Regions from separate parts of the Mus musculus genome. Here region 1 is linked to region 2. A link is a loop called in an ENCODE intact Hi-C map of the cell type or tissue named here. Cell type or tissue: heart. All regions are shown on one strand.

Region 1 (8,000 bases), 200 kb before region 2:
AGGCTAGCTGTTGGAATGTGAGAGGGAGGACTGGATTCCCCTACGAGTGCAAATTTTCAATTTCTCTGGTTTTGATGATATCCAGCTATGCCTCATCTGCCTTTTACTCAGCTGCTCAAGGCTTCCACCCAGTCAGAACACTAAAACTATGATAATGGGGGGCTGGAGAGATGGCTTAGCGGTTAAGAGCACTGACTGCTCTTCCAGAGGTCCTGAGTTTAATTCCCAGCAACCACATGGTGGCTCACAACCATCTGCAATGTGATCTGATGCCCTCTTCTGGTGTGTCTGAAGACAGTTACAGTGTACTCATACATAAAATAAATAAATAAATTTAAAAAAACCCTATGATAATGTTCCTTCAAGGTTTTCACTGCTCCCTCCAGACTCTGTTAATTCAAGGGTTCGTTCCCTGGCGAGAACTGTCATTTCTTGCTGGCTTTATCTACACATAGAGGTTTTCATTTTCTCTGCTTTGCCGAATCAGTCATTCCTCCATCTACTTCTAGTCTTTATAATTTTCTTTAAAATATTTTCTAAAATCCAGAGCTTCAAACATGCATATAGTGTGTTTTGATTGAGTCCACCCCTCATTCCCTCCCTTCTGGATCCTCCCCTCTCCCCCGTTCCTTTTCACTTCTGTCCTGGGTTTTTAATGTCTTTGTCTTTGGACTGGGACATGGGCAGGAAACAGAAATCAACATCTATGTCCAGCCTGGTGTTTTTAAATAGAAATATCTTTCTTTTCCTGTCATCTCTGACTCCTAAGGCAGCTCCTAGGTCAGTAACTAATCATTTCCCCACGTCCAATCAGCAAGTACCATCAACCCCATTTTATAGTCTCCCCAGAGTCAGTAACTAATCACTTCCCCCACATCTAATCAGCGATTGCCATCAACTCCATCTTGTACTCCCTTCAGGGCTTCACTTGCTTTCTTTGACCCTAGTCCCTTAGTTTTCCTCCTCGATGGACCAGGAAAGTCGAGCTTCTCTGTTCAGTTTCTAGTTGATCTTATCGAATCTCATGATTTCAAATGCCACCCGATGACTCTCAGATTTCTTTATCTAGCCTTGTTCTCTTTTCTGAATACCAGTCTACTTAAAACTACTTAAACTCGGATGCCTAATATTTGTCAAAATGAATTCTCCGTGAAATTTCCAAGCTCCTCTGACCTTTCCTAACTTCTACATACAGATAAGGCTTTTCCCCTTGGCCTGTCTTGAAACCCTTAGGCTCCAGGGTCTTTGTCAGCCAAGGCTTTCCCAATCTTCATATAGCTAAGAACATTGCCTTCCTTGTCAATGGAAGCTCACTCTACACCCAGTTGTCCAGGTCCCAAACCCTAGAGTCTTCTGTATTTAGTTTATAGAATAAGCTCAATATGGTACAAGCCAAGCAGTGACAAACATTTCTTACAACTGTCTCTAGAAATCCATCTATGTGAATTGGCAGGAGGATTTCACACTTTTCTTCCTTAGATATTAGAAAGCATATTACTTTATTCATAGGATGTCTAGTCCAGGAAAATATCAACCTAACTTCTTTTGCAGCTGATATCTCTGCCATCTGTCTAGCTTTGCCATTCAAGTCTGGGGTTCCGTACGGACCAGAATTCTTTTTTTCCAATTTTTCATGTTCTGACACAAAAAGGACTTCCCTGGAAAACACTCTAGCTTTTTTCTCCAGGGAAAGAGAGTGGCTTGTTTAGTGAATTTGGGAGAACAGCATCCAGTGTGCTAGGCTTCCCTGGGCATCGTTTTTTGGGTCTTCTTATTGGCATACTGTGCTTACATGGTTCTTGGTGGGTCAGCTCCCAAAGGCTTCAGTTGTTCGCTTGGCTTAGAAGCTGAGACATGTGTAAGGGAAAAGCAGTCATTATGAAGCAGTTAGCCAGCCCTGTTCAAACTGACTTTTTTTTTTTTTTTTTTGGCTTTTTTGTTTTTGTTTTTGTTTTTCGAGACAGGGTTTCTCTGTATAGCCCTGGCTGTCCTGGAACTCACTTTTGTAGACCAGGCTGGCCTTGAACTCAGAAATCTGCCTGCCTCTGCCTCTGGAGTGCTGGGATTAAAGGCGTGTGCCACCACGCCCAGCTCAAACTGACTTTTCTATTGTGAATTTTAAAAACTTAATGTGTACGGGTGTTTTAACCAGCATGTATGTACTTACATCTCACACATGCCTGGTGACTGAGGAGGTCAGAAAATGGCATTAGATTCCTTAAAACTGAAGTTATAGATGGCTGTGAGTCACCATGTGGGTGCTATAAACCAATTCCAGGTCCTCTGAATGAGCAGCAAGTGCTCTTACGCACTGGACTTAAGTATTGGCCTCCAGTCCCCAAATCAATAGTCTGAGGCAAGGCTCAGTTAAAATGCCTTGTCTTATATCTTTACAAGTTTCTAAACTGGGCAAAGAAGAGGTTAGTGTTCTTGACTAGCCATCTAAAATTCCGATTTTCCATCTAGGGAAGGTGTGTGAGTGTTCTTTGCCTCTTACTTCTTCCTTCTCTGATTTGTGGTTCATGGCCCCTTCCTTGGCAGCGTTTTGAGGGCTAGGTGCAGGGAGGCTATCGGGTTTGGGTAGTTGTAAGTAAGTCGGCACTCTGTAGGACACACTGTACCGCTGGGAGTTCTTGGAATTATATTTTTCTGATCTCTGGTCGTCATTCCTGCATGCCAGCAATGCTTCTCAAATACTATCTGTTCAAATGTTCTTCATTGCACGTCTCTACTAGATTCTGCCGGCATACCACAGGCTTTCCTGCTTCCCTCTCTACTGTCAAACATAATCAAGGCTTTTCCCCCTTTAACTTGTAGGACTCCAAGCTCCAGGTATCCTGAGAGTAGTGCTGTGGCTAGGGAAGTGGAACTCTACCTGCTAATGGGAGTCAGGACACAGCCCTCTGCACACTCTGCAGCTGCTCCCTGTGAGGAGCCTGTGCCCGCTTTCTGAGAACACTACTCTGACCCTCTTCCCAACTACGTGTCATCATAGTTTCCTCCTCCCTTCACTCGGGTCAAGGCCCCTGCCCCATGATGGTCCATGTGGTGCCTCGGATCAACGCTAGTTTCACCTCAGGTCACTCATGCCTCTTCCGTACTTCTGAAGCACTCGTGGTTTCCGCGGCCTCTTTCCTGCATGTCGGAGGGGCCATTTTTCACCAACCCTGTAGGTATCCCGGCTCAGAACACCCAGACCAGAAGTCCAAGGCTGTCATCAATAAGGATCTAGAGGGGCCGGCCCCGCCCCCCATCCCGCCCCGCCCCTCCAACGGGCCTGCCCCTCCCACAGGCCGTCCTCGCCCACAGGCCGGCCTCTTTCATAGGCCCCGCCTCCAAAGCGCTTCCCGCCCCGCAGCCACGCCCCCTGGTGCCCTCGCGGCGTCGGGCGGCCCTGCGCCCAGCCACTGTGGTCGCGGTGCGTCTCTCGTGCCCACCTGGTGATGCTCTGATTGGCCGAGCTCGCATCGGCCCACCCAGTAGTTCCGGTCGGCCGAGGCTCGCGCCTGCGCAGTGCACTAGGCTGTCAGGTAAAGGGCTGGCAAGCGGTGGCAGAGAGTAGTGCTGTCATGACTGAGGGCACGTGAGTCGCGGACCCTGGGCTTCCCGCGGGTGTTGCGAGGGACGCGGCAGGGCGGTGGCAGGGAAGGTGTCTGGACAGCAGGGTGGCATGGCTGGTGGCTCTGCATGCCTGGATTGCAGGCATCCCACCTGGGCGGAGTCTAAGGAAGGCTGCTTCCTCTCGCTGGTCCCCTCAGGTGTCTGCGGCGTCGTGGGGGACCCTATAAAACTGAGCCCGCCACCGATCTCACCCGCTGGCGGCTCCAGAATGAGTTGGGTCGGCAGAGATGGACTTATTATCAAGCGGAGGACGACCCTGGTCGAGAGCAGACCGGGCTAGAGGCCCACTCTTTGGGACTGGACACAGTAAGTGATGTGATTCTGAAAGCACCATTCCATCCCAAGACTGGAAGCCATCACTGATCAGCCTACACCGTGCCTTCCTGAGCCAGAGCTCTGAAACAGTGGAGAGCCTTATTTAAAAAACAGGCAACCAGCCAGTAATATATGCATATGTGTAAACCAATGTATATGTGGGTATAGTGTGATATGAGGAAAAGCTGACTATAAGAGGATCAGGAAAGTTCACAAGTTATGTAAGAAGATGTAAAGCTAGTTGCTTTTCTAGTTCTAACTCTGTCATGGGCTTTGTGGTTTGGGCAATAGATTAATGCATAAAATATAGTGGGTACTGAAAGTGCATCATTTTATGGAAAGTTTCACAGTCTCCCTTTTCAAATGCCAAGGTCATTAAGTTGAGTAGACTTTGTGTTTGGTTAATTTTGGTGTGCGATGTTTTTATTAATTTGCAGGTTTCTTTTTATTTTAATAATAAGGCTTATAATTTTTTGTTTTTTAAAACAGATATGAACCTGGGCCCGGCAGGCATACCTGTAATCCTAGCCGCTGAGTAGGCTGTGACAAGGATAAAGTTTAAGATCTGCCTGGGCAGCTGAGTAGAGCTTGTCTCAGAAAATAAAGAGGCTGGGCATGGTAGTGCTGGTCTTTAATCCCGGCACCCAGGAGGCAGAGGCAGGCAGATCTTTGTGAGTTTGAGGCCAGCCTGGTCTACAGAGCAAGTTCTAGGCCAGCCAGGTCTACGTAGTGTGACCCTATCTCAAAAATGATAACAAATAAATAAAGAAGAGGGCTGCTGATGTGGGTCAGTGTTTGTGAGTGTTTGCCTCAATTCAATCTAAACAACAAAAAGTGTGGTACCTCCTTCCGGAGACAGGAGTAGAAGCAACCCTCGTTATTTAAGTCCCTCCACCTCAGAGACCTGTGGAAGAAGTTGCCCTAATTTGGTTTCATTTTGAGCATTCCACTTTGATATTTAACTTTTGATTTGCAGGAGAATTACAAAGATGGGTGTGATTTTTGTTTGGATCCACAAGATGAAATACTTAGGACCTGATTTTCTGGTTGTGTGTGTTGGTGCATGGATGATGGACAGCTAATCATGGAGCAGTTAGTTAGCTCACAGGCTTCCTGTGAGTCTTGGCCATCCGCTGGGAAGATCTCTCTCTGAGCAACGCCTATGCTATTGTGTGGGTCCTTTGTGAAAGAGTCCCAGTATCAGTTGGGCATCAGTACCCTGCCTTCCCTGTGGTCTGTGCTGGGCTTAGTTAAGACATGAAGTTTTGAAGAGATTTATAGATTAATGGCTGGAAGGGAAATTGTGACAACATGGAATTGCTTCTTTATTATATATGGGGTGAAATTGTCCTACCCTGTCTTGTTTCAGATTAAAACAGTTGAAAATTTTAATTTAGAGTCACCACTTTGACTTGGCTTGTGAATGACGAGGGTTCCTTGGAGCGGCGGGCACCCTCAACTCTCCTCTCTTCCCTCTCTTCACAGAGAAGTTATTTCACGGACTTACCAAAAGCGCAAACAGCCCATGAGGGGGCCCTGAATGGAGTAACCTTTTATGCCAAGCTGCAGGCTGAGGATGGACACTGGGCTGGTGATTATGGTGGTCCGCTCTTCCTCTTGCCAGGTAGGAGGAGTGTGCTACCTCAATTCAAGGGAAAGGCTGTTCTAGATTGTTGGGGCATACACACGGTGTGTGTGTGTGTGTGTGTGTGTGTGTGTGTGTGTGTGTGTGTGTGTATGTGTGTGTGTGTGTGTGTGTGTGTTGTGATTGACCTATCCTGGTCAAGCAGGTTAAAACCCAGGAGCTTACTGGAAAAGCTCTAGGGGAGGGTATCCCAGTCATCCTGCTGCCAGGATTTAGGGAACAGTGGTGGAACACAGCTAGCCCAGGCTAGACCAGCAAGTACTCTAATGGAAGCAAAGCATTTTCGAGACGAAGGGGATGGATGGGTGGTGGATGCTCTTAAATCCCAGTACAGATGGAAAGGGTACTGTAAGGTGGAAGGCCCAGCCAGTGCCAGGGTGTTTGCCTCAGGAGCATGAGGCAGTTGGTCATAGTGTGCCAACAGTTAGGAAGCAAAATGAGACCAAGGCTGGTACTCGGATTCTTTCCTTCTTTTTATTTAGTCTGAGGCCCTAGCCCATGCAATTGTAGCACCCACAAACTTGGAATGACTTTTTCCCCACCTCAGTTTACCTAGAAACTCTCTTGCAGATACTAAGCCCAGCCTGGTCTTTGTGTTATGGAGATCTAATACACCATCCATTTGATGGCCAATAGTCACTCGGTCTTGAGTCTTCTAAGCAATACAGCTCTGGCCGTCCTTTGGGCCTTTGACTGTGCTGCTTCTTCGGTCTGGAAAATTTTCTTCTCCTTTGATTAAATTCGGTTTTAAGAGGTTGAGGATGAGGCGCTGGTATCCATGCATGTGCAGTTGGAGAACCATGATATCCCTTGTGGACTTGTTGTCAAAGGATGGCTGAGGGAGTTCTGGCCAGGGAACCACAGGTCCAGGTTAGTGATTGCTAGAAGGAATGTATTTGAACACACTAGTCTCTGATCTAGTTCAGCTGGGTAAGGCTCTTTGCATCGTGGATTGCCTGGTTTCTGAAGAAACCCGTATTCACGCCTCAAGACCCTTTTCCACATTGTGTTGTAACTCTACTATATCAGTAGCCTGAGTTCTTAGGAGCATATGGGTTTGTTTCTGATACCCTTCCTGTGCCATGCCATGGGTGGGTGTATGATAAGCAGCTGCTCTGTGGGTGATGAGGATAGCCATGTGCCCAAAGACCAGGCTTGGAATGAAGATTTCTTGTGTAGTATCATCTCTCCCCATATATGCAAAATAGCACATACATGTATAAAAGTTTATAAAACACAGCAGTACAATCTAAGCAATAACTGTTATCCTGGCTGGGTGATGGTGGTGCACACCTTCATCCTAGAACCTGGGAAGCAGAGGCAGCTGGATCTCTGAGTTCAAGGCCAGCCTGGTCTACAGAGTGAGTGTGTAGTCAGGGCTACACAGAGAAAGCCTGTCTCAAAAACAACCAACCAATCAGTCAGTCAGTCAATCAACTAAACAAAAGCTCTTCTCTCGTCCAGGATTACCATTTTAGTATTCCAGTCCCAGCAGGTGTTAAAGCAAGACCTGGCTGCCCGCAGTGAACCCACTGATCTTAAACTGGCTCTTCTTAGTCCTTCAGGGCATGTGTGGGAGGCTTCTTCAAGGCTCTGCAGTGTTTCTCTGACCCAGACTATGGTATTTGTACCAGGCATAACCACTTGAGCTCTGCGGGGGGTCCCAGACTTGGAGTGTTAACTGGATTCTTCTTAGTGTTCCCCTAAGCCCTGTTTCCAAACTCACTGATTTGGCTTAGGAAGAATGGCCTTCCTGGGCTTGATTGCACGGGAAGGAGCGGCACAGAGCTGCTCCTCTGTGTCAGGAAGAAGGTCCTCAGAAGAATGGCTTGGGTTAGCAGCGCTGGGTACCATGACTAGTGTGGAACATCCTTCTCACCCCACAGGTCTCCTGATTACCTGTCACATATCACACATCTCTCTGCCAGCTGGATACAGAGAGGAGATGGTGCGGTACCTGCGGTCAGTGCAGCTCCCTGATGGCGGCTGGGGCTTGTGAGTATGCTTAACAGCAGCACATATATACATGTGTATGCTTGCGTGTGTTTTCTGTAGCTCATGCTTGGGTTTTCAGGCAGCTGTTGAGAAGTGTGGTGACTGTAACCATGGACCTAGGGTGGGGTGGGCGAAAGCCTGGTTGGAGGAGGGTAGCCTGGTACCTATGCGTAGCCCGGCCATGGTTTGACCTCTGCTGTGGTGAATGAGTCTTGTGTTTGGCAGCCTCTTGAGACTCAAGTGCCAAGTTAAAGCCATTATATTTTAAAACTCTGGAGGCAGCAGAGATGGCAGCAAATGAAGGGGGTCCCACAGTCCCATCTCAGTCTGCTTTCCTGATGTGGAGCAGATGGGTAGGGCGGGCCCTGCCCAGATGGTTTTGGAACAATTGGACATCTTCTGTTACATGACTAAACTTTCCCTG
Region 2 (8,000 bases):
TGTAATGCCCCCGACTAATTGTTTTGTGAAGGCGGATCCCTCCACTGGTCCCCCACCACCCTCCCTACTCAGCGACTCCAGCTGACGATGTGGCTCCCTGGCTGCATATTAACCTAATTTATTTTTTGTTCTCTTGTCTGAAAACTTGAGAATTTTATTTTCTGGTGAGAAGTGGACATGGGAGCTCTGGTCGCGTGCCGTCCTTTGAAAGAGACACTACAAAGCTGAAAAAAATGAGTTGTGTGCACGATACCCAGAGAGACCAGCGAGGCAGAGCCAAGCAGCCAGTGAGTGGGTAACCCCAGGCCTCCCTGCTCTTCGAGGCTTGGCTGGGAGGCTCAAGGACACCATGACACAGACGCTGGCAACTTGGCCTGAGGGGCTCCAAGGCTGTTTGGAGTTGGCCCAACACCCACAAATCTGAGGCTGGATATTCTGAGAACCCTAGCTAGCAGTGGAGCCAGAAAATTCACATAGCTCTAACTCTTTCCTCTTCTCCGGAGGAAGGGGCGATTTCCCCCCAGAAAAGCAGCTGACCCACGCCGCAGGCTGCAACACATGGGTGTCCCCACGGATCCCCGTGGAAATCTTGTCTCGAGTCTCACTGCCAAAGCCTCGTCCTGGGAGCGTGACCCTGACTCCCGAGGACAAGCAGAAGCTTCCCCAGGGGCAGAAGCAGGAAGCAGACAGACACTTTAGCAGGACACTCTACGCCAGCTGGAGCCACGGCTTAAGCACAGACAAAAGCATTTGGAGAACGGGCATCTTTGGAGCTGTAGGCAGAGGTTTCTGCTCTAATCTGCTTCTCTTACATACACCCCTAAACCCCGGTCCTCACCGCCCAATCTATATAGAGCCTCTGCACGCTGGTCCTTTCTATGGAGGTAGAGGGACCCAAGGGATGCACAGATAGCTGGGGCAGCTGCACAGGTCACCAGAGAGTGCCATAATCATTCTGTGCTTGCTGCTGGTGGTCTCTAGACGAGAAGCCAGTGGGCAGAACGAGTCATATCTCCTTTTCCGCCCCAAGATCCCTTGCAACCTTTTGGTTCCATCAGCTAAGTTTCTAACAGCTCCCCCCGCCCCATACACACACAAGTGCACAATGACTCCCTTCTCTCCGGGAGCTGTGAACCTGACCTTGGGGAGGTAAAGGGCTCTGAAAAGTGGGTACCCTTGACCCTGGGGATAGTTGAGAAATGGCTACATGCAAAGCAGGGATTGAGTACCATGAATAGCAGGCCCATGCTGAGCACAGAGTTATCCACTGAGCCTGCTGAGGGCTGCAGCGCCCCAGGAACACTTTACACAAGGGTCCTTGGGCTCTTATCCTTTCTCAAGGGACCCTCTCCATCGAATTGCCAGCTAGCATGGCTGGCTGTGAACACAGTGACTGGGGGCTCTGGTTCTGGACGGGTTAAACTTTCCTATTACCTCATACTGGCCTCCTGCCTGTAGAGAGAGAGAGAGAGCAACATCTGGCAGAGGTATTTCTCCAGCAGAGCTTGGGCCTCTGGAGGAGCAGCCTGGCTCCTTACCAGAGGCCAGCTGCAGGCTTAGGCGGAACTCAAGGGAGGGGGCTTCCCGGGAAAGGATAGCCACAGTGGTGCCGCACCACCTGGGTCCCCGAAGCCCACCCTCAAGGGCCTGGAGATGACAGCCAAGCATTCCTGTGAACAAGAGTCACTTCCTGTCCTGCTAACCCTGGGAAGATGCTGGAGCTGCGGTGTGGAGGGCTGGGCTAAGCATTACCCCAGACGTTTTGAGGGGCTAATAGGGTTTCAAAATGAGATCTACTACGAGCCCAGGACCGTGTTGGAGACCACCAGGTCTGGGGTATGCCCTCCTTGTCTTTATCCCCCAACAGCCACAAAAGCAGATCCTGCCCCTCCCACCCCCAACCAGAGTCTGTAAGTGATATTCTGGGGATCAGACTGCTGATCAACATGCAAAATTGCTGCCTTTCTCAGCCAGAGGTGGCGCTGGGGAGCTGGGGAGCCGCACCAGGCATGCGTCCTGTCTCTGCAGAGCCCCTGGCACTTGGAGTGTGGGTTCCACTGTATAAGCCTCGCGCTGAACTGTGATTGATATTTCCCAGCTGCTGCCAAGACTCTTCGTGGAAAACTGCTATAGCCTGACCGCCTGAGTTCTAGCGAAGACAAGCCTAGTCAGAGAAGACTTCCTCACCCCACCCTGCTGTGCGCAGGAGAGAACAGGACACTCCCTGCTCTCTGCAGGGAGCCAAGCAGGGGACTCCAGGCCCAGTTCACTCTTCACCTCAGGTAGCCAAGGATTGTCACAGCGGAACAGCAATATATGCAAGGGGTTGCTAAGACCCTTGGTCTCTTCTCAGCCACACTGGGGCTTGGAGACTCTCCAGCCTGCTGCTTCAGGGTGGCCTGGCTGGCAGCCTTGTCCTCTCACCCTGCCTGGCCTCATCCCCCAACCATGGAAGCCCCTCATCCTTGGTACTCTCTGAAGATGTCGAGGAGACCGAGGGACCCAAGATCAGCCAGGGCAGCAAGACAGGCTGCATGCAAGAGGTGGTCAGGGGTCTTTTCTAGCCTCTGTGCTCTAGGCTGGGGACATAAGAACCAGGGACATTCAGATCTGGGCTGGTTCCTGCTCTGTCATCTACCAGTTCTGTGACCTAAGGCCAGAGAAACAAGCCAACATTGTGTTGCCACATCTTCAGGAGATACCCCTCTTAGTATTGGTTAGTGAGAGTTTATGATGGGCTATTAATGGCAGTGTCGGAGTAAGACAGTCTCAATTCCTTATCAGGAGGCCACCATCAACAGGTCCCATGTAGACTCTGTCCAGATGTGCTAGAATAGTGATTCTTAGCCTTCCTAATGCTGTGATGATTTAATATAGCTCTCCATGTCGTGCTGACCCCCGACTATAAAATTATTTCATTACTGCTATTGTTAAGAAGCCGGGCAGTGGTGGCACACACCTATAATCCCAGCACTTGGGAGGCAGAGACAGGTGGATTTCTGAGTTCGAGGCCAGCCTGGTATACAGAGTGAGTTCCAGGACAGCCAAGGCTATACAGAGGAACCCTGTCTTGAAAAAAACAAACAAACAAAAAAGAATCGTAATGTAAATATCTGATATGCAGGATATCTGGTATGTGACCCCTGTGAAAGGGTCGTTGAACACCCCACCCCAAAGGGATCTTGATCCACCGGTTGAGAATCACCATTCTAGGAGGTACCCTAGGACCTTCTATCTGGCATCTGATTCCATAGCCCCGGCTTCTCTAAGGAGGCCTCTTGGCAGTCAGATGTGCACCCTGGGTCACATCTGGGGTTCCTAGGAACGGCTACAAGCCTGCATGATTTTTCTGATCTATCAAACTCTGGAGCAAGAGATGTCTCTCGCTGTTCTGTGGAAAAGGGCCTCGTTCTTGCTCAATGATCTCCAGAGATTGAGGGGCCATTCAAGCACTTCCATGCAGGGGTTAACTTTAAAGAGAAAAAGTATTGTTGACAGTCAAAAGCCAATAAAATCAAGACCCACAAGAGTGAGAGGTAATTAAGCCTGTTCAGTGCCTGTCTAGGATCCCTGGGCTTCAGGTGACTGACTCAGATATCTTCTTCCCTTGTTGGCAAAACTCCCCCAAATCAGCACTAGGACTTGGGGTACACATGTGCCCTGGGTTATTTATGCCAGTTTCTTCCCCAGCACACACCGGAAATCTCACGTTCTGGTGGTTAGTGATTAAGGCCCAGAGAGGCTCTCAGGGGCCAATATGCTGGGCTTGAGCGCCCTCTGCTGTCCATCTGGGCACTTTGCTGGATGTTCACAGACAGAGACAGAGCGGCTGTGGAATGGTAGTCATCATTGCCTACCTCAGGCTTGCTTGAATAGATTGAGTCTAGGAAGCATTGAAGTCAATGAAGCCTCTGGGGAGATTCCATTTTCAGCCTTCCTGAGGCACAGTGTGCCCTGTCTCAACAAAGGTACAGGAAACTATCCTACCAGAGGCTGGCCCCTGTCACTTGGTAGGCCCAGTCCCAGATACAGAACAAGTGAGCAGCCTCAACTCTGTGACTAGCCCAGCTGCTTCCCACCTCTGCTTGCCTGTTTCAGAAGTTTCTAACCTTCCTGAAGCCAGAGCTCTCTGTAAAGAGGGGAAGGCTAACCCTAGGATATCTTAGGCCTAGGTATCCCAGAGCCTGGCACCATAACCCTGTGCCGTAAGAGTGTTTTCTAGGATCTTCATGTATATCTAGACATCAGTAGGACTCCCCATGGTAACTCCTAGCCTCAGAATTAGAGTCACAACCAAGGGGAAGGATCTGGGTTAGGGTTGAGATTAGGTTAGGGTCAGTTCCAATGAGCAACTTGTTCCTATCAGAGACCCCACATGACATAAACTACCACTAAGCATACTCCCACGTTCAGTTCCAGGGGCCAAGTCAGTGAAAGGTGTCCAATACTTCTTAGAGGGTCCCCCAAAAGGTGAGGGCAACTCCTTCAATCTTCCTCCTTGAAGGCAAATGTCTAGTGCCTCAATAAGGTGATCAATGCTTCAGGGACACAGGTTAGGACCTGTCCTTGCCCCTTGTCTGCCCACCTGGTTCTGAGATTCCAGAGAGTAGAGGTCAGCAGGTGGAAACGTAGGCAGGTCAGGCCCTGGGCAGCAGTGGCTATGAGTTCTTTGAGGATTTCCTGAGCAGCAGTTGGGATGGGAGACTCAGCACTCAAAGCAGGCTTGGCAACGCTTGGCTTCTGGTTGTACGCTGGTTCCTGGAGGATGAAGGTTAATAGGGCCTGGATCCCGACTGCCATTCTCCCCAATTAGACAGCCAAAGATCACCGGAGTCAGGACGCCTGACGTCATGGCAACCCTCGACACTCGCCACTGCTGTTACCATTTGTGTGTGTGTGTGTGTGTGTGTGTGTGTGTGTGTGTGTGTGTGTGTGAAATCACAGCAGCTGGAGGTAGAGAAAGCTACCCTGGAACCCAGGTCCAGGAGTCATGTGCTCAGGAATAGAGAGAAGCTGAGGTTCTGACAAACGAAATTCCACTGATAGAAGTAGTGGCACTCTGGGAAGAGGCTGGACACCCAACACGTAGACTGTCTCAGATATCAATAACTTCCTGAATTCTACTATATTATCCATGACCTTACAACCTTAACGGGATTGTGTCCACCATTAATACTCTCTGAATTCTGTTCATTGCCAGATGCTTATTCTTGTTAGCAGCAGTGCTGCCATTGTCGTAATTTCTGTATATTTTTATTGGTTCGGGTTTGTAGTATTATAATGGAGTGGTGTTATATACTTTCCAGTTCTAATCCTCTTAATTTCACTTTCCGATCTAATCCCATTGGCTAGAACCTCCAGCAACGCTAGGAATCCAGAATGCTAGGAAAAAACCCAAAGGGAGCCGTGTCCCACTCTTGGAAGCTTGCACCTGCACTCTGGGGGAGTCTGACCTCACGGAGGCCTGGAAGGCAACATCACCCGGGGCAGCCACAGCTGCGACTGATGGGGGCGTGATTGTGGTGACAAGTCCCCTTGAGTCATGAAACTGGATGCACATTGTCATCCATGCTCCAAAGCTCTCTGAAATCAAACTGAGAAATCTTCAAGCTCTCCTAAAAGCAGGGTGTGCTCCTACCCACGTGTACTGCAGTGATCTGAATGGAAGACTAACAGGCTCAGTCTATTACCCAATCTACATAACATAACCATAGGCTGCCAACTGTCTTACCAATGGTTTTTATGGTAAAAGAGAAAACACGTTTAATCTCAGCGCTGGAGAAGTGGAATCTTTACTACTGAGGTGTAGCATTATTCTTGGAGAGAGATGAATGAATGTCTACTCACCCCAGATAGGGGACTGGTGACAGACCACCAGGAAAGATAACACCAAAGTCCAACTTGGACTTTTTAGCTTTTTGGTTTTTGTTTTTAATTTTTTGGTTTTTAAGGCAGGGTTTTTCTGTGTAGCCCTGGTTGTCCTGGAATCTTGCTAGGACCAGGCTAGCATTGAACTCTTAGGAATGACCTGTCTCTGCCTCCTGATTGCTGGATTAAAGGCATGTGCCACCACTATCCAGTGAAGCAATGAGTTTTAATTATCAGGAATATGAGTGAAGGGTTACTTTACTTATAAGATCATGAATTATCTCAAAGACAGCTTTATCATCAAAGCCTACCCAGCAAGGGCAGTGGCTTATGAAAGCTGGGAACCTAATATTCTTTACAACATAGAGGCAGTTCAGCAGGCTGGAGAGTGCCTTTCAGTAGTCTTTTCTCCTTGGCGTGGGAAGATTTAATTTATCTGGTCAGTTTCAGGGACTTCCTGAAGCCTTTGAGTTGTTGGCTCCTGAGCTTTACAGACTTCTGTGTGGGAACATCCAATATCTTTAGCTTCTCACTCAGACAGGCTATATTTTGATGAAACTGCCACACAAAAGGTATATGGGGAGAATCTGTCTCAGGAAGCACACACATATGCATGTACACACACACACACACACACAGAGAGAGAGAGAGAGAGAGAGAGAGAGAGAGAGAGAGAGAGAGAGAGAGAGAAAGAGAGAGAGAGATCTTTTCAGAATGAAAGGTCTATAATATTTGTATGATACATATGTAATTGACTAGTACGATGCCTTACATTTACATTTGTACATATGTTCCATGCCTGGGTGTACATGGGAGTGTCATAGTTTGTGTGAGTTATAGGACACACAGCCTGAGAGTCAGTTCTCTCCCACCATGTGGGTTCCATGTATTGAACACAGGTGTCAGGCTTGACAACAAATGCCTTTCTTTACCAGCTGAGCCATCTCACTGGCCTCATGAGTTTTAAGTTAAAGATGTTCTCTTTGAGGTTTTGTTTTGAGACAGGCCTTGGCTGGTCTAGAAAGAACTTGCCATGTAGATCAGACTGAGCCTTCAACTTACAGAGATTAGTCTCCTCTGGCTCTTAGTATTAGGATTAAAAGCATGCACTCCTAGAGTCGTTTGCTGTCAAAAACAGTAGCTTTGAGTGGTAAAAAAAAATTTTAAAGGAACAAAGGGAATATTGAAAAAAGTCTTTCCACCTTTGTTTCTTTGTGGCTTAAGTCTGTGGTTCCCAACCCCAAGCAACAAATGTTACCAATTAAAACACTTTTTTAAAATTACATATAAAAAAGAGAGATATAAAAAAAACACATAATGTCTATACACACCTCCTCAATCTCCTCCTGTTTCCACAGAGGCTCTATGTTAGATACACCAATTAAAGAGTCAAAGCTAGAGTCCTCATAGAAGAGAGAACACCTGGCATCCATCTTTGGGGGTTGGGTTACCTTATTCATATTTTTTTGAATTCCGTCTGTGTCCCTACATGATTCCATGATTTGGTTTTTCTTTAAAGCCGATGTCTTAGATAGGGTTTTACTGCTGTGAACAGACACCATGACCAAGGCAAGTCTTATAAAAACAACATTTAATTGGGGCTGGCTTACAGGTTCAGTCAGAAGTTCTGTCCATTGTCATCAAGGCATGGTGCAGGAGGAGCTGAGAGTTCTATGTCTTCATCCAAAGGCTGCTAGTGGAAGACTGACTTCCAGGCAACTAAGGTGAGGATTTTATACCCACACCCACAGTGACACACCCATTCCAACCAGGTCACACCTATTCCAACAAGGCCACACCTTCATATGGTGCCACTCCCTGGTCCAAGGATATACAAACCATCACAGCCGAGTAATATTCCATGGTGGGTATGTGCAACATCTTTACCATTCAATCAGTAGGGCACTAGGTTTCTTCCATATCCTGGCTGTTGTGAATAGGATGTCAACAAACAATCTTTATTCCTGCATCTCCTGCAGGCAGGACAAATTTGCTGGTATTTTATTGTGTGTTTGCGGACAGGTGCCTAGCATAACTGTCATCTCGTCTGCAAATACAGCAGAGCATCATTGTGTCAGGGGTAGGCTCGCTCTCATGGCATGGGTCTCAAGCTGGGCCAGTCATTGGTTAGC

Evidence for each region. A loop is a pair of places that touch in the nucleus more often than their neighbours do. Peaks named below come from ENCODE experiments on the same cell type or tissue, not always from the same donor. Only the 100,000 strongest peaks of a DNase experiment are listed, where the experiment ranks them.
Region 1: it touches region 2 in a loop (2.6-fold over the local background); 3 of 42 quality-filtered maps call a loop at or near these places.

Annotation. Positions count from the first base shown.
Region 1 is chr10:76,528,092-76,536,091 of GRCm38, forward strand. It overlaps Lss (lanosterol synthase), which reads left to right and starts at 3,514. Exons shown (of 22, transcript NM_146006.2): 1 at 3,514-3,583; 2 at 3,759-3,927; 3 at 5,422-5,560; 4 at 7,468-7,576. The coding sequence starts at 3,570. In heart, a CTCF peak has its summit at 3,375 (motif pointing left); a DNase peak (open chromatin) is centred at 3,440; H3K4me3 peaks cover 1,832 bases; H3K27ac peaks cover 1,439 bases.
Region 2 is chr10:76,731,450-76,739,449 of GRCm38, forward strand. No RefSeq gene overlaps it. Among named protein-coding and RNA genes, the nearest start is that of Col6a1, 9.4 kb to the left of the region's middle. In heart, CTCF peaks have their summits at 1,978 and 3,780 (motif pointing left); DNase peaks (open chromatin) are centred at 622, 1,632, 2,012 and 3,642; H3K4me3 peaks cover 1,083 bases; H3K27ac peaks cover 2,443 bases.